Regions from separate parts of the Homo sapiens genome. Here region 1 is linked to region 2. Evidence: chromatin loops called from intact Hi-C (ENCODE). Cell type or tissue: IMR-90. All regions are shown on one strand. Links, peaks and the distances in the headings refer to the core of each region. The heading gives the core; the rest is flanking DNA.

The links. A loop is a pair of places that touch in the nucleus more often than their neighbours do. Peaks named below come from ENCODE experiments on the same cell type or tissue, not always from the same donor. Only the 100,000 strongest peaks of a DNase experiment are listed, where the experiment ranks them.
Region 1: it touches region 2 in a loop (7-fold over the local background); 27 of 110 quality-filtered maps call a loop at or near these places.

Annotation. Positions count from the first base shown.
Region 1 is chr2:19,363,478-19,374,659 of GRCh38, forward strand. No RefSeq gene overlaps it. Among named protein-coding and RNA genes, the nearest start is that of OSR1, 10 kb to the left of the region's middle. RefSeq lists an enhancer at 1-628 and a silencer at 5,951-6,245. In IMR-90, for the core only: a CTCF peak has its summit at 6,061; no DNase peak of the experiment used is centred there; H3K27me3 peaks cover 3,001 bases.
Region 2 is chr2:19,662,598-19,673,779 of GRCh38, forward strand. All of the region lies in intron 1 of LOC124905977, which reads right to left. Among named protein-coding and RNA genes, the nearest start is that of LINC01808, 200 kb to the left of the region's middle. In IMR-90, for the core only: a CTCF peak has its summit at 4,696; a DNase peak (open chromatin) is centred at 4,674; H3K27me3 peaks cover 356 bases.

The DNA of each region.
Region 1 (11,182 bases), core at 2,169-10,168, 300 kb before region 2:
CCTAGCAACTATCTGCCGCCGTTCGCTTCTGGTCCTGGGAAGACGATGAGCAAAGATCTACTGGGACCCCATCCTGCATTTGCAAGCTCGGTCCGCGTGCCCCTCCCGGCACACCCGGAGGTGAGAAGTGCCCTCCGGTGCCTCCGTCCGCAGCCCCTCGTAGGTCTGCACGTCCTGCTTCGGATCCCAAATCCTGGCTTTCTGAAGAAGCGCGGGAAGAAGAGAGAGAGTCTGTTTCCGTGAATCGATTTCCCTGAAACACGTGAGGTTTCCTATCCTCTCCTTCCTCCCAGACCATTAGATTCCAGTTCCTCTGCTGCTTCCTTTTTTTTTTTTTCGGATTTCCGTACAGAATATTCTAGCAGGACCCTCCCTTGTCATCATAGCTCTAGGTATTCAGATAGAGACCTGAAGAGAGAAATCCTAAGAATATACCTATTAACAAGCTCTTTGGTTAATTCTCTGTCTACAGAGGACTATGCCACATTGCATAGAATGAGTTCCTAAAGTGTCAGGTCCACTCATTGGAGCAAAATACCCAGAGAAAACAAGCAAGAAAAGGGCAGAGAGAAAGACAGATTCCCTACCTGCTCCAAGCTCTTAGAGGAAGGCTGTGTCCTCCTGCTGCCCATCACTCACTTTGCTCCTCTGAGGCAGGGCCTCCCACTTCCCTATCCTGAGCTTGCAGTGAGGGGTGGAAAGGGAGTGGACCCAACTTGGACATTCCAAAGAATTACTACATTCACCAACCCTCCCTAAGTGATGCAAAGCCGCGCTGTGCCTCACCTAATGGATGAGTAGAATTACCTACTGAATAGAAGGAGGCCAGGTGCTTCTGCCTCTTTAGTGTTTATACCAGGGGTGCTTCCTGGCTTCAGACTGTCACCCTGAAGAGGTGCTGAGCCCCCAAGGCGGTGGCCCAACTAGAAGGGATGCTATTGCTCCTGGGAACTTGAAAGGCATCCTACTGGATGTGGCTTTAATACCTGGTGTTCCTCTACCAAGTGCAACTTAAACTTAAGCATCAGTTTTGGGGAGATGAGAGGGATGGAAGGATGACAGATTGGAATTGAGAATGTTCCACAAAGGGAATACAGTGAACTGGGAGGGGACCACCCCATCAGCAAAAATAAATAAATACAAATAAATCTTTCCTTCTCTGATTTCTAGGAAGTTAGACTCAGGAGGAGGAGTCATAGAGTCATATTTGTGCATCTGAGTTACATCACAATGTAGTGGGGATTCTGCACACAGCGGAAAACCACAATCCCTTATTTTAGCCACCCTCAAAAGACAGATATTCTTCCTCCATGGTCTAGGCTGGAAGTGGGGGGACACTTGAAATGCCAGTTCCCACCATAACTCTCTTCCTAGGTGACTCCAGGCAAATGAATTTGCTGGTCATATCTCCAATTCCCTACATGAGAACCTTTCCATGGAAAAGAAAAGCATTTGCTGAAACACTTGAAGTAGATACAAAACAAAAAAGAAAATATATATTAGCATATGATTTTCACTTCAAAATGACCAATGGTCGGGTTTAGTATATTTAAGTATTGGTTTTCATATCACATGTCAACAATAAAGAAATGGAGAGAAAACTTAAAACTAAAGTATTATAATCTATCTATTCCAGATAGAGAGTTTCTGGAATCATGACTTCATTTGCCAAAACTTCATTCTGTAACAAACATTTCAGGAGATTATCTAAGGAGGAATAAGCCATGTATCGTAGTCAGGATAGTTCATTCTTAATTTTCAGAGAAGACAGCTGATGGGAGCTGTGCCAGGCTACCAGATCCATACAGATAGGAAAGGAGATTAGTTCTCAGTGCCCAGGGTCCTGCACAGGCAGCAAAGTGACTAGGAGCAGGAGTGCCACTGCAGGATGCCTGGATAGGGCATTTCAGTCTTAGCCAACCTGGTACAAGGGCCACCCACTGAGGAAAGGGAGGGCCGGGCACATACCCCAGTTCAGCTCAAGGGCGGGTCAGTCAGCTAGATCCTGCCTGTGTGGTATTGGAGAGTTAAGTTGTCAGTGGTTTAGGAAGGGGCTTGTCAAAAGTCCTGTGCCACGAGATCACCCGGAGAGTTTGTCAATATGCAGATTCCCGGGCCCCATCCCCAGCACTCTGATTTAGGAGGCCCACAGTGGGCTGGGGAGTTGGCATTTTTAAAAAGCTCCACTGATGACTCTGGCACTAGTGGTCTTTAGAGCACATACATATTGAGAACCATTAGTAAAGAACGATTCTACCCAGTAGGGTCTGGGTCTTGCTAAGGAGAATCCTGAGGATTGAAGTTATTCAGATGTAAAGAAATGGCTCTTTATTAAAGCATTATATACACTTCAGTATGTTTCTTCTTGTAAACCCCTTTTTCTTTATCTATAAGAGATAAGAACCAGACCTGATATTCCTGAAAGGCTTTCTTAGCTCCTAATCTTGAAGACAGCACTGGCTACTAGGGGGCTGAAGGGTGATGTGGGGGCAAGGTGCTTGGGTTTTCTTCCAGTCACATCGTGGAGAGGCTCCCATGCTACCCTCATGTGGATTTATCCTAGTGAGTGGACACCCTAGGTCTTGGAAAAATATCCATGTCAGTTCAAAGAGAAGTCATTTTTGCAGAAGAGCTCCCTTGAAAACACAGAGGAAGAGAAGAGAACCCAGAAGCAAAGCTGCCCTCCAAAAACAGGTCAAACAGAAGCCAAAGGGGGTCTGTAGTTTCAGGCCAGTGGAAGTTACCTTTAGTGCTGGAGAGTTGATTGCATATGTGGAAAGAGGAGGGAAAAGAGGCCTCTAAAGTCACTAGTGGGCTTTTTTTTTTTAAACCCATAGTTTGTTCCATGAGTATCATCAGAAGCTTCAAAGAGAAGGAAGGTGACACCAGCTCAATGAGGAGTCTTTGATTGCTCTTCACCCTGCACATTCCGTATTTTCTCATAGGATTTCCAGTTATTCTCACACAGAAGCAGTCTAGACAGCTGAAGGGACACACTAGGATAGCTGATTATTCTTGTGTCACTTGGGGTCAGGACATTAGGCAGTAGGCAACATGTTTGTTGTTGCTGTTGTTTTTAATGCTTTTATTTTAACAGTACTTCTCAACTTTGTTTTGGTAAAAACTCACTTTACATGTCTATTGGTTTTAACAGTAGCATAAAGTGTTGTATATGAGTTCTGTCAATTTTTGTCACCTATCATATGTGTAGATGAGATCATGTTCGCATGTCTTCTAAAGTGTTTATAAAGATTTCCTTAGGATCAGTGTATATAGGGCTCTGGTTTAAAAGAAATTTCCCATGAACTATGATTTCTGTCACAGAGGAGTCAGGGCTCCTGAGCAAATGTGGCTCTGTTGTGGTTCACCTCCCACAGGAGATGCCATTCTGTTACCCCTGTTTTAAGGAAGCACTGAGGCCCAGGAGTCTTTCTGAGGCTGTGCCTAGGCTCATGAGTGTGGTCCTGGAAGTGGAAGGAAGCCTCAGAGGTCAGTAGTGGGACACAGTTCTTCCAAGGACCCACTCCTCTCCAGAGCCTGGCAGGCCCTGAGACCCAGCATGAGCTTCACGAATCCTCTTAGCAAACTGAAGCATCAAGATAATGATTATTCTTGCTTTATGTCTGAGGAGATTGTGGCTTGGAAATATTACATACTTGTCCCAAAGTCACATAACTAGGTAGTCTGGGGCCAGGGCTTAAACCTAGGTATTTGATTCCAAAACCCAAGCTCATAATGGCAGCACCCTGGTTACTTAGTGTGGTCTTCCAGTGACATCAGCATCACCTGGGAGCCTGCTGGAAATGCAGAAGCCCAGGCCATGTCCCAGTCCTATTCCCTCCTGCTCCCTTAGGTAGGCACATGAATGTTTGCAGTGTACACCATTCGGATCTCCAGGCCCAGGCATTAGCTCTGTTCAGTGTCTTTGCTTTAATCTCAGCTTCTAGAACTGAGAGATAAAGCTACAAAATCATACCAAAAGCCTGTAGACTAAAGTTTAGAAAGATTGCAACACCAAACCGCGGGTGCCCTACAGAACCACAAGCCCTAAATCTGCTGCCTCCTCGGCTTTGGCCTGACAGTAAGCAGTCTGGGCTGGCCAGCAACCTCACGCTGGCCCTTCCACATGGTCACTCCCCTCTCCTGGCACCAGAGCAGGAGCCTGGCACCTCCTAGAAGAAGAGAAAATAACAAAGGGCTTATAGGATCTTCTTTGGTGAGCCATGCATTTACCCAGTAACATACATATTATTGATGATAATTGCACATTAGGAATGCATTGTTCACATGTAATTTTGGCAGAGATAACATGTTTTAATTCAAAAGACATTGAACTATGCAAAGGATTGATCACTCGCAAATCAAAAAGTTATTAAATATACACTCTTATTTGATTACCCAAATCTCTGCCAGCCTCACTGTGGTCATTATAGCATCGCCAGTTGACATTCTACCAACCAAACAGAAGCTAGTTACTGAAAGTGTGCTTCATCTTCTCTTCAGCCTCTGCTCTTTAAAATCAAATGCAGAAGATGCCTAAGTTAAGGCAACATGCTGAGCACATAGCTGTGAAGAGTATTACAGGGCAGCATGAAATCAGGACAGGGTCTTGGCAGTATCATCTGCCCCTTTTGGTGTTGTCTTCCTCTCCAAGAGCCCAAAACTTCCAGCCTGCCCCTGTCTGACACTCTCTTTTACCCTGAGTCAGGGGTGGCAAGTATCACCACATCAAGGGGGATGTGCATTGTAATAGCAGGATCTGGAAAGAATCATGTTTAACCTACAGGCTTGGCATAGGAATGGTGCAATTGCCTCTGTTTTAAAAAGCACAGAATATAAAATGTGGAGGAACCTTAAACATATCATCTTTGACACTCCCATTTTACAGATGAGAAATTTGACCCCGGCAATGTGATTTACCCAGTAACAGCATTGCAACTCAAAGCTGGCTTTCCTGTCATCTGGTGGGTACTCCTTACATTTTGCTCCCTGCTCCTCAATTTTGTGATTTAGATCTTGAAGGAAGAGGTCTTACCAAGGGCCTCCCTTTGTTGCTTGTCTTCAGAGGGAGGACAAAGCTTGCATCAGGCAGTGATGTTCCAGGTACAAAGCCTTTCATAGACCTGCAGGCACACAGCAATAGACAGATACACCCATGCCTGGGCCTGGGGTTTGGATGATTGCTCTTCAGTGTAGCAGCTTTATGAAAACATTAAATGTCATTACTTATTTCTTCATGTCCAAAATGTATACTTCAACATTTTTTCTCTGTAGACAAGTGTCACTTTTACTGCAATCTTCAAGCCAGATGTTCCTGGTATAAGTGGTAACAGCTGCCACACTGGCAGGAGTGTGGCTCCAGCCAAGTCACTTTCCAAAAGGACCCAAAAGCCCTCTCTGTGAGAACACTGACATGACAGAAGAAACCCATACCTGGCCCGCCTCGAGCTGCTCAGGAAACCACTGTGAAGGCTGGAACAGGGGTATTTGGGGAGGGCAGTTTGCCAAACCGCTGGCTGCATTTCCCTCTTCCTCAGTGATGAGCTGGGGTCCTGGGTAGGGAGTGCCGAATCTGCCTCCTTTTCTTCAAGCTTCTTTCAAAGCAGTGTTTGTAGTGCCAGCACCCATTATCCACATCCTCATTGGTCTCAGGACCTAGCCATTGCCCTTGCTTTCTGTCATACTTGCCACAGTCTCTATGATCTTCAGTTGACATTCTATTGTTTTTGAATTTTGCTCAAGTTGCAGCCGCCTGGTAGCATTTATCTTCTCAGTTCCCTTGGGCCTTGGTGAATTCCTCAATAAGGTCCCATCTCAGCATCAGCATTTCCAGAAAACACAGGCACAATTTGCCTTCGTCTTCAGCTAAGGCTGAAGAACTTGATTCAGCCAAAAAATAACTGTTGTCTTTGCAATTTTGGCCCTCTGGCTGAAAGGTCTATTATCCAAGAATGCCATCCTACTGAGTAAGGTTGAATTTATAAGACACATGAATACATGAACAGACACACAAACACACTCTCTCCAAAACATAGCTATGGGTGGCTGCAGCGTGATGCTTTCTCCAAGAGATGGCGAGCTCATTCAAACAAAGTCTTGGCTTCTTCCCATGGGTGTGAGGCCAGCATTTAGTGGGAATAAATCACTTTAGGTTTTGAGTCTGGCTAGGTGTGAACTCAAAGGATGGAAAACCTTTTGGGGATGAGCTTTCCAGAAACCAGTGGCCAGCAGAGGTCACTTGGCCCAGGGCCTCCAGGAGTGGTCCAGCCATTGCCCCTCCATCCAGGATCATGGGCCTCAGCCCTGTAAAGAAGCAGCTTCCTCCCTAGAAAGACCAAGAGGTGGTGGAAAGAGACAGGCTTCTAGTCCATGTCTCTAGAACATGCCTCTCCCCAGCTACTTGTTTTTGGGCAAACAGCTTAACCACCTGAAACTTCAGTTTCCTCATCTGTAAAAACAGGATGAACACAAGTTCTATGGGATTATTGTGATTAATGAACTAACGTTTGTAAAGTTCGTGGCACAAAGGGAATAACTGATAAATCCTATTTTCTTCTGCAGACTAGACTGTGATTTTTATCACTTATTGAGCTGAAGGATCTTTTAGGAGAATTTCCTCCTCAAAATCAGAACCGTTCTCAAGCCTGGTGCTGCAAGTACAATAAGAACAACTGTGCCCATTATTACGCCAGTGTTGCTCAGTTCCAAGTCCACATTTCTACGCTCTGCTGTGTGACACCAGGGCTGGGATCTGCAGGCTAAAGTTTTCCTCTGTCAGATGACTTTCTCTTAGATTTTGCAAATAGGGGCATGGGAGCAGCAACCAGGGGTTGGCCTCTAGCGATGGACTTTCACTTAGCATCGCCAGTTGGTTCCAATCTTCAACTTCTTTCAGCACTCCCAGAACCAATCTCATCATGCCCTAGGAAGGTGCCCTCCCCAGTGGGGCAATAACTGTCCTCAGAGAGCTGAACCTCTACTCCATGGACTTCCTATAGACTTCCTGAGCCACCCAGAAGCAGCAAGGATGTGCTGCCTCCTCAGAGGGCTGAGCCCAGTCCTACAGGGTTCGTCCTCTGAGCTTCTAGATGCTGACACCCACAATCTTTGCCTTTGTTTCCCCACCCTTTCCCTAGTGCTCCCAGTTTGCTTTCTTGGACCAGTTTAACCCATCTTCTATATTAAATTCTCTCTGTTGAAATGCCTAGTGTGGTTTCTGTTGTCCTGACTGGACCCCAACTGATACACAGATCAAGAGTGCCAGTTTTCCTAGACGATCCTCATTCACACTGGCTTTCCTAGGATCTTGTCTTGTTTTTGTCCCAGACGCAATTGTCCTGGTTTCTGTGATAAATTGTAAAGTCGTTTAGTTATAGTTGTTCCCTTTAACAGGCCATGGTTGAAGAACTTTAAGCACCTGACATATTAGACTCCTTACTGCAGATTTCTATAAATTCTCTTTGATTTAGAACCATACTTGTATTCTCTACCTAGGAACAGAGTGTTCCTATTGATTGTTTAAAAAGAGGAAACTTCTTGAACACAGCTGAGTACTGAAGCTACAAAAGCATTGCCCATCCTGTCTTTCTTGTAAATCTACACATTATCCATGAGTTGTTCTCTTTATAGTTGCTTCCCAACCTGACCTTCTAGGGAAGAAATTTCTCCCACTTAGAATGTTTTATATACAGAGACCTTAGTTTTCATTCTGCAAGTTTTTTGTTACACTAAGGTCTTTCTTCCTATGCGATCCTAAAGTGACTAAACCTAAAGGTACTTCGGGATGTTCTCTTTGCCTGGGATGACATGCTCCTTCTCTTCTACCTATTTATACCTTATCCTCCCATCTGCTGAAATACCATTGCCTCCTGGAACTCTCTCCCCAGCTAGTGTCTTCTCCCTCTTATAAGCCTATTTCATGTAATTCTCCAACTCACTTTGGCACTTTACCACTTTCTTATTGGGCTTGGTATCTTTTACAAGGGGGTCTTGTATTTATTATAACTGTAAATGCATCTTTAACTTGTTAATTTGACCAACTGCTCAGTTCCTTTGTAGAACTGTTTGTGCTTTTTCTTTGAATCCCTTGCAGCACTCATCAATCTTTCTTTTTACTCCAATAATTCCAAGCCTCTTTTTTTTAGTCCATTTATGTCCATCCGCCTCCTGTTCCCTTACGTATCCCCCAAGTTCACGAACATACCAGGATCATTTCCACTTCTGTACTTTGGTTCACATTATTTCCTCAGTTCAGAGCATTCCTACCCCTTCACACTACTCATCCTTCCTGAATCATCCTTCAGAAGCTTCCTCTGACACTCCAGGCTGAGCTAAGTCTCCCTTCTCTGTGCCACCATCGTACCTTGTCAGAATCCCTATTATTACATTGCTGCATTACACTAAAACCATCTTTTACATGCCTGGCTCTCCTAGTGGACTTCACAGCACCAAGGATAAATGATGTGTCCTGTGCACCTCAGTTCTCACAGCATGTAATACAATACCTGTCACATCGGAGGAACTTGATAAATGTTTATTGACCTAAACTTAATACATTTTTGCTGAATGATTGAGTGACATTGAGACAGCAATTCTGCGAGCTGCCATTTTTCTACCCTGGACACATATTTATCTCCTCTCTTTCCCTGCCAAAACCCCAAAGATTGCTTCACTACACTGTATAATCTTTCTGTCAGGTCTCTGACACACAAAACACATGTAATCATTCCATTATGAGGCCTGGCACTAAGTTTAAGCTGAGTGTGCAGATTTATTGGATCTTGTACCAGGAAACGAGTGAGGCAGGGGTTTAGAGGGATTTCCCAAGGGGATGTAAAATGTTCATGAGGCCTTGTACTTAGAGGCAATTCTATGCTCCTGTGGGAGCCTCAACTGTCCTTGCAGATTGCATTTCTCCATCTACTTTTGAGATATTCAGGCAGCCTACTGCTGTGGGCTGACAGGTAACAAGCAACCTGTACACTGAACACTCACAGCAGCCCCACTTAATGACGAGAACGCATGCCACTACTGACTTACTGTTTTAGTGCAAAGATGAGCTGCATACAATTTGAACACCTGTTCATTTGAAAATGCATTTGGCACACTGGCTAGTTTGCTTTCCTCATATGCTTGTGAGTTCCTCTTCTTGGAAAAGATAGATATTAGAGGCAGATGACAAGTGTCCAGTGGGTATTCTAACATTCCCCAACTGTTTACCTGTGCCTTTTGCCCCAGGAATGTGTGTTTTCCAAATCTTCTTCAAACTTTAAGGCCCAACTTAAATCCCACCTCCTCTAAAAACCTTCATCAACCATTCAACCACTCTGGCTTTTAGGACCCTTTCTTGAAGCTCTGAAGATGAACGGCTTCCACTGTAATGCTTCATGGAATTGTCTTAAAAGGACAAGTTACTGCAAAGAGTCCTGGGCTGAGATTTACAAAGTTCCCATACTGGGTCCAGGTTCCTTTGTTATGTGGGCTAAATTACTCCAAGTTGTTACATTTTTTTCCTCCAACCACCTTCTTCTTCCCCTTCTGCTCCTCCTTCTCCTCTTTTCTTTCTCCTCATGAATTTTGGAGGGGACACAAATATTCGAACCATAGCATTGCACCCCCAGCCCCCCCAAAATTCATGTACTTCTCACACACAAAATACACTGATTCCATTCCAATAGCCTCAAAAGTCTTAACTCATTCCAGCTCAAAGTCTAAGTTCAAATTCTCATCTAAGTATAATCTAAATCAGATATGGGTGAGATTCAAGGTGTGATTTATCCTGAGGCAAATTTGCCCTCCAGCTGTGAGCCTAGGAAATCAAATAAGTTATGTGCTTCCAAAATACAATTGTGGGACAGGGATAGGGCAGACATTTCCATTCCAAAGGGAGAAACAGGACATAAGAAAGGGGTACCACGTCTCTACCAAATCTAAAACTCAGCAAGGCAAACATTAAATCTTAAGGCTCCAGAATAATCTTCTTTGATTCCATGTTCTACCTTCCAGACACACTAGGGCAGGGGCTGGGTGTCAGAGGTTCCCAGCAGCCCCGCCCCCATGGCCTTATTGGGTGGAGCCCATGCAGCAGCTCACAGGGGTTGGAGTGAGGTGCCTGCAGCTATCCAAGGCTGGCATTGCACACTGGTGGCTCTATAGTTCTGGGGCCATGGAAATGGCCCTGCTCCCATGGCTTCACTAAGCATTGACTTAGTGGAGACTTTCTGTGGTGGCCCCAGCCCCATGACTCTGCTAGGCATTACCCTAGTGATCATTCTCTGTGGTGGCCCTGACTCTGTGGTAGTTCTATGCCTGGGTCCCAAGGCTCTCTGAGGCATCTTTTGCAATTTAGGTAGAGGCAGCCATGCCTCCTTAGCTTGTGTATTCTGCATGCCTGCAGAGTTAGCGTCAGGTGGACACTGCCAAGGATTACCACTTGTGCCTTCTAGAGCAGCAGACGAAGCTGTACCTGGGCTTATTTGAGCCACAGCTGGCATGGTCAAGGAGCACTGTGCTGGAATGCAGGGAGCAGAAACTTGGGGCAGCAAGCCCCAAGGTCCTACAGGAGCACTGAATCCTTTCTCTGAAACCATTCTGCTCTAAAGACCCTAGCACTCTGCGCCTGTGATGGGAGTGGCAGCCTGGAAGATCTCCAATACCTCTTCAAGGTCATTCTTCCATTGTCCTGATTAATAGCACCTGTCTTCTATCTATCTGTACAAATGTCCTCATTAAACAGTTGCTTGGCCACACCCTTGATATTTTCTCCCAGACATGCTTTTATATTCTTTACAATAATATCCAGGCTGAGAATTTTCCAAATGTTTAAGCTCTGTCTTCCTTTTGATTATAAATCCTGTCTTTAATTCATTTCTCTCTTCTTGAATTTTACTCTAAGTGGTCAAGAGAAGAAGTGCAGCACCTTGAACACTTCACTTAGAGATTTCTTTTTGCCAATTATCCTAGTTCATTGCTCTTAAGCTTTGCTTCCACAAAACATTAAGACATGGACACAATTAAGCCAAGTTCCTTGCCATTTTGTAACAAGTGTGACCTTTCTAATAAGATGTTTCCAATAAGATGTCCCCCATTTCCATCTAAAATCTCATCAGAGTAGGCTTTACTGTCTGTATTTCTACCAACGTTCTGATCACGACCACTTAAGTAATCTCTAAGACTGAGGCTC
Region 2 (11,182 bases), core at 1,292-9,291:
TATAAACAGAGTAGCTTATCAACAACTGAGTACCATACCATAAACTGAGTAGCTTATAAGCAAATTTATTTCTCACAGTTCTGGGGGCTAGGAAGTCCAAGATCAAGGTACCAGCACATTTGGTGTCTGGTGAGAGGTCTCTTTCTGGTTCACAGATGGTGGCTTCTAGCTGTGTCCTCACATGATGGAAGGGGCAAGGCAACTCTCTGGGGCCTCTTTTATAAGGACACTAATTCCATTCACAAGGGATCTGATTTTATGACCTAATCACTTCCCAAAAGCCCTATCTCCTAATACCAACTGATTGGTGATTAGGTTTCAATATATGAATTTTGGGGTGACACTAACATTCAGACTATAGCAAAAAGTGTTGGAAATAATGTAGCAGAGACCTGTATACCCACTTCCCAGATTTCATACATATTCGTATTTTTTCAGTTTTTGGTAAATTAAAAAAGAGCAATTGTTTTTAAAAGATATAAAACACTACAAATATAGTTAGCAACCTCCCAACTCCTAATCCTCTCCCTTTCTTCAACTGCAAAGGCAACCACTATTAGAAATTGTTCTGTGTGCCTCTCAGGCAGATTTTTATACGTTTACCACATATGTATACACACAGTAATATAAAGCACTGTTTAGAAATTTTAAATGGATAGAAATCGTACCATATTGAATACATCATTTTAAAAATTGTGTTTTTTCTCAATGAATGTTCTTAAGATTCATCAGTATAGAATGTATTTTTATATAATTAAGTTGATCCCAAGGTTTTTGCTATTATAGGCAATGTTATTACAGACTAGGAACATACTTGTTAATGTACCTTTTACAAATATAGGACATTTCTCTAAGACATACACCTAGAAGTACTTGCACCAAGGTACACTTTTACCAGCACTGTATAATTTCCTCATTTTCTTTCCTTTTTTTTTTTTTTTGGACAGAGTTTTGCTCTTGTTGCCCAGGCTGGAGTGCAATGGCGCAATCTCAGCTCACTACAACCACCGCCTATCAGGTTCAAGCAATTCTCCTGCCTCAGCCTCCCCAGTAGCTGGGATTGCAGGCATGCCACCACACCCGGCTAATTTTTGTATTTTTAGCAGAGACAGGGTTTCACCATGTTGGCCAAGCTGGTCTCAAACTCCTGACCTCAGGTGATCCACCCACCTCAGCCTCCCAAAGTGCTGGGATTACAGGTGTGAGCCACTGCCCCCTGCCAATTTCCTCATTTTCTACATCTTTATTTGTAACACTTGGTTGTGTCAGACTTTTCCATTTTTGCCAAATGGATGAGTGTTAAATGGCATTTATTGTTTTCCTTCATTCTCATGAGTTTGAGCATCTTCTTGTATTTTTACTGGACAGTAATGTTTTCTGTGAGTTGCCAAACAAAATTAGTTGATTATTTGTATTCAGCTACTTTTCTCACTCTTGAGCTACTGTTCTTGCCGTTACTGATTTGCAGGAACTTTCTAATATGTTTCAGATACTAGTCCTTTGTTAGCATATGTGGTGAAAACATCTCCCATTCAATAGCTTGTCTTTCCCTTTGTCTATGGTTTCTTTTATCATGCAGAAGTTTGTAATTTTAATATAGGCAAATGTATCAATTACTTGCTTTATGATTTGCTTTCTCTGTGTTTTGTTCAAGTATTCCATCCCTTTCCTGGGGTCATAAGTACATCCTCCTAGCCAATCTCACATAGACTATATGGTCTCAGTGTCCACCATCTTTCCTCTTCAGTTCTTTTAAAAAAATCACAAAGATTATTTGGACTATTACAAATTAATGTATGATTATTCCAAAACACCTGGGAAAAGCAGAAAAAACAAATCAGTACATTATCCTCTAAACTTCGTTTTTCCCATCTGTAAGATAAGAACAACAACAATTACTGCATTTGGGTTGTTTGCATCCCAATTATATCAAAATTCTCATGTCAGGCCTCTAGCTGGCAAAAAAAAAAAATGTATATATATTTTCTTAAATAGTCCTGTGTGCCCCTGCACTATTATATACCAGTGTGCAAAAAATCCTGGGGAAATGAAGGAGCAGAGCTATGGACATTGACTTACTGACTCAAGCCTGAGTGATGGGCAGGATCCCAGCAAGACGAATTCCATGAAGTCAGTAAAGCTGCTACCAAACCATAGCAACACCCATTCTAGGTTGTGCTCCAGTAGTACCTGGACTTCTTCCTTTTATAACCACACACTATTCAGGCAGTGACTAAAAGGGCATGGAAACTACTTGGAGAACAAAAGCCACCAGCTGACCTCATCCTCAGTACTTCCCTGGTCAGAGGAGTTAATTAGCCAAAGGGAAAACAATCGACTTTTTTGGTATTATATAATTCCATTGTATTTTTGCCAGGTATCGGATTTCACCACCCACTACCATGGTGTCACGTCATGAAAGAACTTATTGTTAAACACACAGAACAAGGAGAGCTCATAACTTTGCAAGAAGTATAATTCCACATTTTTTGTCTCATTGCAATTGAAATCTTCAGGTCAATAGGTAATTACATTAACGCAACATGTCCTATTTCATATGAACACTGCTCACGTTGAGAGGGCCCTCGCCTGAAGAAAGACTATTTTTAGGAAGCTTGGCAAAGAAAATTGATGTTTTCAGCCCAAACATGCACTGCCAAATAACTAACTCCACCAAATTCCTTCTTACCAAAAAGGAAAAAAAGCAACAAAATAATAAAATCTTCCTTTTCACTATTTTGGGAATTATCTTCCCATGTCTAACTCCCTTCAGCTTTCAGAATCACCTTCACACAACTGTGAGCAAAGCTTCCTTGTAGGATTGTGAAATTTGAAAGACAAATGGGAGCTCATCTGATTAGAAACTCTCATCCTTCCATGCCTTGGAGGAATCACAGAACTTTTTTGTTTAAAGTGAAAATCTGATTAGAGAAGGACTGCATTTACCTTCAAGGACCCCAGAGCTATGGACTTTAGATGAAGGAAATCTCCAACTGTTCTCGGACACACTAAAAATCCTTTAAAACATAAAAAGTAAACGCTTCTATGCACCCTATATAGTTGCGCAAAAATAATCTTTATGATACTTTTAAAATAACTGAAGAGGAAAAATGGTGGACACTGAGACCATATAGTCTACGTGAGATTGGCTAGGAGAATGTACTTATGCCCCCAGGAAAAAGGACTACTTGTATATCATGTCCATAAAGATTATTTGGACTATTATGAAATTAATGTACCATTATTCCAAAAGATCCAGGAAAAGCAGAAAAACAAGTCAGTACATTATTAGACCACTTTAAAAATAATTATTATTACCCTTTCAGGAAACTATAGCACCTAGCACAGAAAGACATCGAGAGAGAGAAAACTAAAGTTTAGCGAGTGTCTACTCCAGCCTCTCCAAAATCCACAGTTTGCCTTTCAAGATTCTCCATAATTTGACCCTAGCCTATCTTTCCATACTTAAGCTGTACTCTATCCTATCTGATCTGTCTGGTCATCACTGGCCTTTTCTCTTTCTTATGCCTAGATGAATCTTACTGATCTTTTAAGTCCCAGATAAAGTCCCAGGTCATCTATTAATAGCAAACCATCCCTAACAACTTAGCTTCTTTGTTTGTCATCAGTATTTATTAACCACACCATCCCATCAACAATTACCTTGTATTATTAGTCTTCATGTATGCATTTCTGTTTTATATTCCCAACTAGACTTTAAACTTATCTTGAGGAAGACTAGGCCTGGCTCTTCTTCCCTCTATACTTCCTCAAGGGCACTATAGCATAATCTTCAAGAGAAGGGTTCTGTAGTTAGAAGGCCCATGTTCTAATTCTGGCTCGAAAGAAACAAAGTTGAGTTCCAAAGTCCTCAACATGTAAACACTTTGGAATCATATAAGGCAGAGTAAATCCTTCTTGCTCGATAGCTTCAAAGACACTGTTGTGGGCCTGGCGCAGTGGCTCACACCTATAATCCCAGCACTTTTGGAGACCAAGGTAGGCAGATCACCTGAGGTCAGGAGTTCAAGACTAGCTTGGCCAACATGGTGAAACCCCATTTCTACTGAAAATACAAAAATTACCTGGGCATGGTGACGGGCACCTGTAGTCCCAGCTTCTTGGGAGGCTGAGTCAGGAGTACCGCTTGAACCCGGGAGGTGGAGGTTGCAGGGAGCCGAGATCGCACCACTGCACTCCAGCCTGGGTGACAAAATGAGACTCTGTCTCAAAAAAAAAAAAAAAAAAAAAAAGAAAGCACTTGTGTTATTTGTGTTATTCTCCCTGTATCTGCTCAGTATAATAAGGGATGGTCTAGTGAGATTCCTGAGTGAGTATCCACAAAGAAGGTGGTCATGAGGTAGATTCTTAAAATATCCCTTATTTACAAAATTATTCTACATGAAAACAATTCCCTGAAGTTGCAAATAAATTGTTATGCATGATTGAAAGCAAACACCCAACCTTCAAACTTAAAACTGGAAAAGTGGTTCATATATTCACTCTCATAAGAGAAGCAGCAATTAACTTTTAAAAAAAATACCTATCCTGGTTTTTATCTGAAAACCAGACATTTGAAAACAGTCAATGACTTTTAGCTTTCCAGAGCATTTTGGCTTGATTACTCAACTTCAGGAAGCAAAGATTTAAAAAATCTTGCCATTCGTATATTTTAAGAGCCGCTGACACCTAATGGAAGGTTTTGAAAGAACATGTGGTTTCTGGGAAAGTGTGATACCAGTGGGCAGTTCTTCTCTCCAAAGACATTCTATCATTTCTATCCAAGAGAGTTGTCCTGGAAGCTGACCCCAAGGACGCAGTAGGGGTTCCAGAAAGCTCTGGTCTCAGGAGTCTGGAGATAAAGATGAATGGGACTGCAAGAATTAATATTTGTGTGGAATTTTTCTACCTTACATTGTTTTCCTAGTTGCTTAGAGGTGTCTTTTGCAGGCCTTGAATGGAGAGAAGATGCCTGTTTGGGGTGCCCCAGTCGAAAAGCCTGATTAGTAATGGCCGGAGCTGAGAACAGCTTTCCACAGGAAGTACGCTTTGCCTCAGCGTTGGAAATCAGTGTGGCGCCTGCTATAGCCAAGTGTCCCTGCAGGACCCCACTGGGAAATCACTTGAGTTTTACGAGGTTAGCTGCAGTTTTTGTGTAAACAACATAACGTTTTATGGTGGGAAACCTAGCCCTTTGCTTTTTATGTAAAAGCATCGATTAAGGCTTTTTTAATGTTTGAAATGTAAAGAAGTGTGAAAAACTAATGTTGTTTCAGAAATGGTCCAAGGAAAAAGATAATGCAGTAGCTACAAGTTTAATGACCTTTCTCATAAAATTATGTGGGGGATTTGTGATAAGCATGGTAATAAAAATGGTTTTGTTGCCTCTAATTCTCCCGGTTGTGGATTAAATGTTTTCTAATGGATAGTACCACTGCTGTCTATATTCATTATTTATTCCATCACTAATTTATTTCCAGAAGGAATAACAGTAAATTCAGATATTAATTAAAATATTTTAAATAGCAAGATTTCTTTTATTTTGTGATTTTTTTAAATGAGGATTTTTTTTAATTGGGTTGTTACCAAAATTACCTTTTGTAAAAGACAACTTAAGTAAAAACCAAATTCAAATGTCAGATACATGTTATTATACATTTATCAAAACCCATGAAATAAACAACACCAAAAGTGAACTTTCATGTAAACTACTGACTTTGAGTGATAATGATTTGTCAACGAAGGCTCATCAGTTGTAACAAATGTACCATTATGGTGACCCAAATTGATAGTGGGGAAGGATGTGTTTGCAGGACAGGAGGTTATGGGAGCTTTCTGCATTTTCTGCTCAATTTTGCTGCAAACTCAAAACTGCTCCAAAAAATGTAAGTCGATTTAAAACATTCATCACAGAAGGTAGTGCGTGTTAGTGCCGAGGGTTAATTTCGTTTTCTGGCTATCTGTGGTTGAAGCCTAAACTTCTGTTTATACCTTTGTGATGTGTTTCAAGTTTTTCTAAAATGCATTAGCCCTGGTGCTAGGCATGGTGGCTCCCACACATGAGTACAGGGGACTCATTTTCCCCAGAGTCCCACAAATAGGACTAGGGACAAAGAGGGAGATTGTCCTGACGATGATGCCCCCAAGGAGGCATACCCTGTATATTGCTTTCCAGACTAATCCTTTGGCACAGGTGTACTATGTTGCTTTTTCTTTTCTTTTCTTTTCTTTTTTCTTTTTTTTTTTTTTTGCCTTTTTCTTGTAGATGCTGTGGTTGGAGAAAAAAGGAGAAACCCCAGTTGACCTTTTCTGAGGGCTGCTGGTTCTTGAGTCTCTGGTAATTAAGTCCTGACCTTACCAAGGGTTTAGCTGCATGTGATAACATGTGACCATTATCAAACTGACCAGCTTTATCCTCAGGTTTTCATACAAGAAAACAATATTTCAAAGGTCAAAGCAATTACTGGGATTTTCAGAACACTTTTTATTTAAGGCTCATGAGCATGTTAGGGCAGAATGTGATTGTCTGCTGTAGTTTGGGCAGCACTGATTGGCAAAGGAAAGGATGGGCCAGGTGAATGGTGCCCTGCAGAGAGGACTCTTATATGAAGAAGATGCCTATTTCTTCCAAACCGGGCAGAGCAGATGGGAAATCTCTAGGAATAAGATGCAGCAGGATGGACGCAGAGAGGGACCCTGCTGTGGTCACTCAAGTCCTCAACACACTCTGGCATGCATCCTCCTTCCTCAAAGAGCACTCAGCGTTCGGCCCATGGTTAACAGAAACTTCCTGATGCATGCCTTTCCGTGACAAGATCAGGGGATATCAGGGTGATGGCAACACTGAAGGATGATGGGGCATCACATCGGTCTATCAGTATGGTTATTTGTGTCTAAGACGTTCATTCAGTGTGCCATGATCCAAGTTATGCTGGGAATACAAATTCAAATAGGACATGCAACCACGTTCAGTCAGTTTACAATCTCACTTTATACATCATCCGTCTTGAGAGAAGCAGAAAGAAAGCAGACATATCTTCACCAGGCTCAGTTCCCGTGTTCTGCCAGAACGCACAGCTGCCGCCCTGTCTGCCCTGTTGCTCTGCCTTTGACCTCAGGGCTGACCTGCAGAGACCACACTTATTAAAGGAGGCAGGTCATTTACTCCTGTTCTTGCCACATGTTGGCCTGTTATGGGCCGACACTGCTGAATTACATGTGGTGTTTTATGAGACGATCAAGTGTCAAGTAGCAATGGAGTGAAAGCTGCCATACAGATTCTGACACAGACCACAAAGCAGGGGTCCTCAGAGCCTTCCTGGTCCTAGTGACGCCACTGGCTGCTGCCCGGGGTGCCCTCATTCGTGGCCAAATGTAAGATCATTGTGTTTTTGCCATGGTCCCCCCAAAAACTTAAAACCTTAGCACAACAATTCAATTTCTATATCCTTCACTTTTTCTTTCATTAAAGGAAAATCACCTCCCTAGAAAAATAAAAACAAAAGAACTTAGATAGCATTTTTTAAATGAAAAGGGGAACATTTTTTTAAATGAAAGGGAGGCGATTTTTTAAAATGAAAGAGAGATGACAGAGATAGAGACAGGTTCCCTCTTACCTCTCAAGCTAAGAGTAAAATCTGGGACTTTCAAAAAGGTATGACTCTTAGAAACTGATTAATTTTTAGATCTTAAAAAGCCATACGGTCTCTTTAAAGAGCAATGAAAGCCTGATTCAAGTTGTTAAATTTTATGTTGTGTGTAATGTTGTAATTGATGTCAAACCTTTCACATTTTCTTACCACTGACATTGGACAGTCTACTCCACTCAAGGGCTCAGTTACCGAAGTTGAGATTAAGTAACCTAACCAGGAAATAAGGGCAGAATGGAATTTTATTACATGGAATTGAGAAGTACAAATGCAAAATAATTAAGTCTGAGCCAAATATAGCCATTCTCTCTCCCATCAGTTTATTTTGGTGGACAATTGGCTGTATTCGGTATTTCACTGAGCTGCATATAAAACTTTATTGCCCTTGTAAAGTGCATGCTGTGAATTCTGATGCTTCTGTGTGTTTGGGGGAACATAATTGTTCCCTTTGCAGAATAGCATGGCTTACCTAGGTCCTGTTACCAAAGTAGGCTTCCAGGACGCCTGCTGCTGAAAGTCCCAGTGCTGGGATGTGTATGAGGAGCTCAGATCAAAGCTAAAGAAAGAGATGTGTAACAATTGGGAAAATAGCCCCCCTGAACCTCAGAACACATTAAATGCAAAGAAAAAGACACAGGTCCTATTGGATATGGTCTCTGGCAAGTTACTGCTGGGTTAAGGCTTTTGCGTTTGTTGAGGGCTTACAATAAGTTAGTCCACACTGAGTGGCTCATCAGGTCTCAGTGATTGTGACGAATCCATTCTGTATTAGCATGTGGGGTCTTTTTCGAGGCAGTCTCTCCCCTTCCCTCCATCCTCAGAGACAGAGGCTGTTTGTATACTGTGAAGGCCTGCTTTACTGTGCATCTGAGACCATAGGAGCAATATGGAATTGACCTAATTAGGATTCTTTTCTGGGAAAAACAATATACAGCTACATACGGTTTCAGTCACATTCCAAGTGCTTTCCTATTCTTTCGACTCCAACAATATGGCAGCGTGTGATGGGTGGGAGGGAGACTGTGATCAGAGGCTGCTGCTTCAGGAACAGCCCAGATGGTGGAAGGTGAGGCTGGGGGAGGGTGGGTAGCTGCATTGATGATGTAGGCTTAGGCTGTGTACAGCTCTGGGACCACAGAGCCTCCAAGACTGAACCAGGACTTCTAGCCCAAGGCTAGAATATATAAGGAGGCCCATTTACCATCATAGTCAGCAGGCCACACGTTCAAGCTCCATGTGCATCCCCACAAACAGCCACCCCTTGAGCCCACCTGGGGCCTAGGGTTTCACATATCAGCAGCCAGGTCTGCCCTCCCAAGGAGAGGACCACACAGGCTCTGGAGGTGGACTCAAGGCCACTGGAGCAGAGAATTCCAATGTCTTAGGAACCCAAAGCATGTGAGGGTGGAGTGGGACCAGGTTTAGGATGAACACATTCCATCAACCTGAAAGACTCTTTGTCCTAGGAGTGAATGGTCGGACAAGGGTCCAAGTGGAGTCCTCTAAAATGCATTGCCTTGGACAGCGTAGTACTGGCTGGAGCTGCCTTGCTTTAGATCATGCAGGGCTTCTCCTAGGTCCCCTCTTCAAGGGAAATTAGACGTCCTGGCTTTGAGTCTTAGCTCTGTTCCTCTCTAGCTGGTTGCCTTGGGGAAGGCATTTAACCTCTCTGAGCCTACCTCCTTATATGCAGAGAGTATTTAACTGTCCATTATGGTGGATCTCAGAAAGCTCACAGGAGTGGAAGGACGTGGTGGGTCATAAAGGGCTCTTTATAAATGGGACGAGCCATGTGATGCTCCCTGCCCTAGTTGGAAGAAGGTAGGTTCTTGGGATAGATTAAGAATGAGTCACACAACTGTCCCTTTCTCACCTACACCCAGGCCACAGTGGGATGAGGAGGGAAGAAGCAATCTTAGTATTGTTACAACTGGAGCCATGGCTGCAAAAGTCCCAGGGAAACATTTTGAGCCTGTTTTCCTAGTATACGTCATCCCATCAACCTAACCCCCAGCAGAGATTCTCTCCGCCTCTGGGCTGGCCTCCATAAGAGCTGCAGGGCAATGAGTGCAGGGTTCCAGAGCCTGCACTTTGAATTTTCCAGCTGGGCACTGACTAGACACACTTCAGAAGCAGAGAGGTACTCAGGTCTAATCGATCCATCTGCAAACCTCTCTAAGGCAGCAAGACTGGCCATCGTTTTTTAAACCTTGATTGTCACCCCAAGTGAATTCTCTGCTACAGGAGACGATCTCCCCAGATAATCTGGCTAGGGCAACAGACAGTGGTCCCAGGGGGAGAAATAAGCCCTGCAGTACAGATCTGGAGCCCGTCAGCCCCCACAGGGGTGGAAGTACCAAGAATGGCTAACTACACACCCATGTCATCAAACATGGTTCTCAATGGACTGTTGAGGGCACTCAGTGGACACAGAGCCATTTATCAAGGTCAGAACCCAGGCCAAGAACGTGGGTACCTATGATAGGCATGGAGAGGTGAGAGAGTTCAGGAATTCCAGGAAGCTGTTTTGGGCATGGTGTAGAGCCAAGGGCAGTTTCTGACTGTCTAGACAGTCTTATGAGGAAACTGAGCAACAACAAGGCACAGTATGGCCCTGATATCTGGCCAGCAACTCCATCCTGGGGCATTGAATATAGGGCTGGGAGTGGAAGGGAGGGTCCCCTTTCTCCTTTTGATGAATCCCTCAGAGGTAATACATGGCCACGGAATTAGCAGACCCAGAACGGTGCTTTTTGTCTTGTTCTACTGCACCAGGGCCTCTTGTTTGTGAATTAGTTAACCTTCTGTGATCCTCCTAAGAATGTCACCATCTGAGTGTAGGTACGGGCCTTTTTATTCAGAACCTCATGGTAAGGAGAGGTAGCTTTGGAATGGGGTTTCTTAACTGTAGCACCACATTTGGGGCCAGATAATGCCGTTGTAGGGGCTGTCTTGTGCACTGTAGAACGTTTAGCAGCATCTCTGGCCTCTGCCAACTAGATGCCCACAACACGTCGCCCCTCCCTCCGCAATATTCTGACAACTAAAAGTGTCTCCAGACATTGCCAAATGTCCCCTGGGGAACAAAACGGCCCCTGGATGAGAGCCACTGCCTTAGACAAATACAGATAGAAACTGAGATGACAGAGCAAAAGGGGACTGCCGGCCTCAGGGCCCCTCTGACCGATGTAAGATTGCTCAGGCAAATTCTCACACCAGCGAGCTCTAAGGCCAAGGGAAAGGAGGGCAAAGGCCACCGGGGCTCATGCACTGACAACAACCTACACTAATGCTCCCTGAGGGCCGCATGCTCCCAGCAGTGTGCTGAGCTTCTTACATGAATCATCTCTTTGACTCCACAGGAACCAGTGAAGCAGCCACAAATGTCATCCTTAGCTTGTAGGCAGGGAACCTGCGACTTAATAAAGGACAAATGACTTACTTAAGATCAAACAGCTGGCTGGCACTAAGCCAAGATTTGAACTCAAGCCAACTCAGTCTGGACCTGCACTGTTTACATCAACCCAATGACA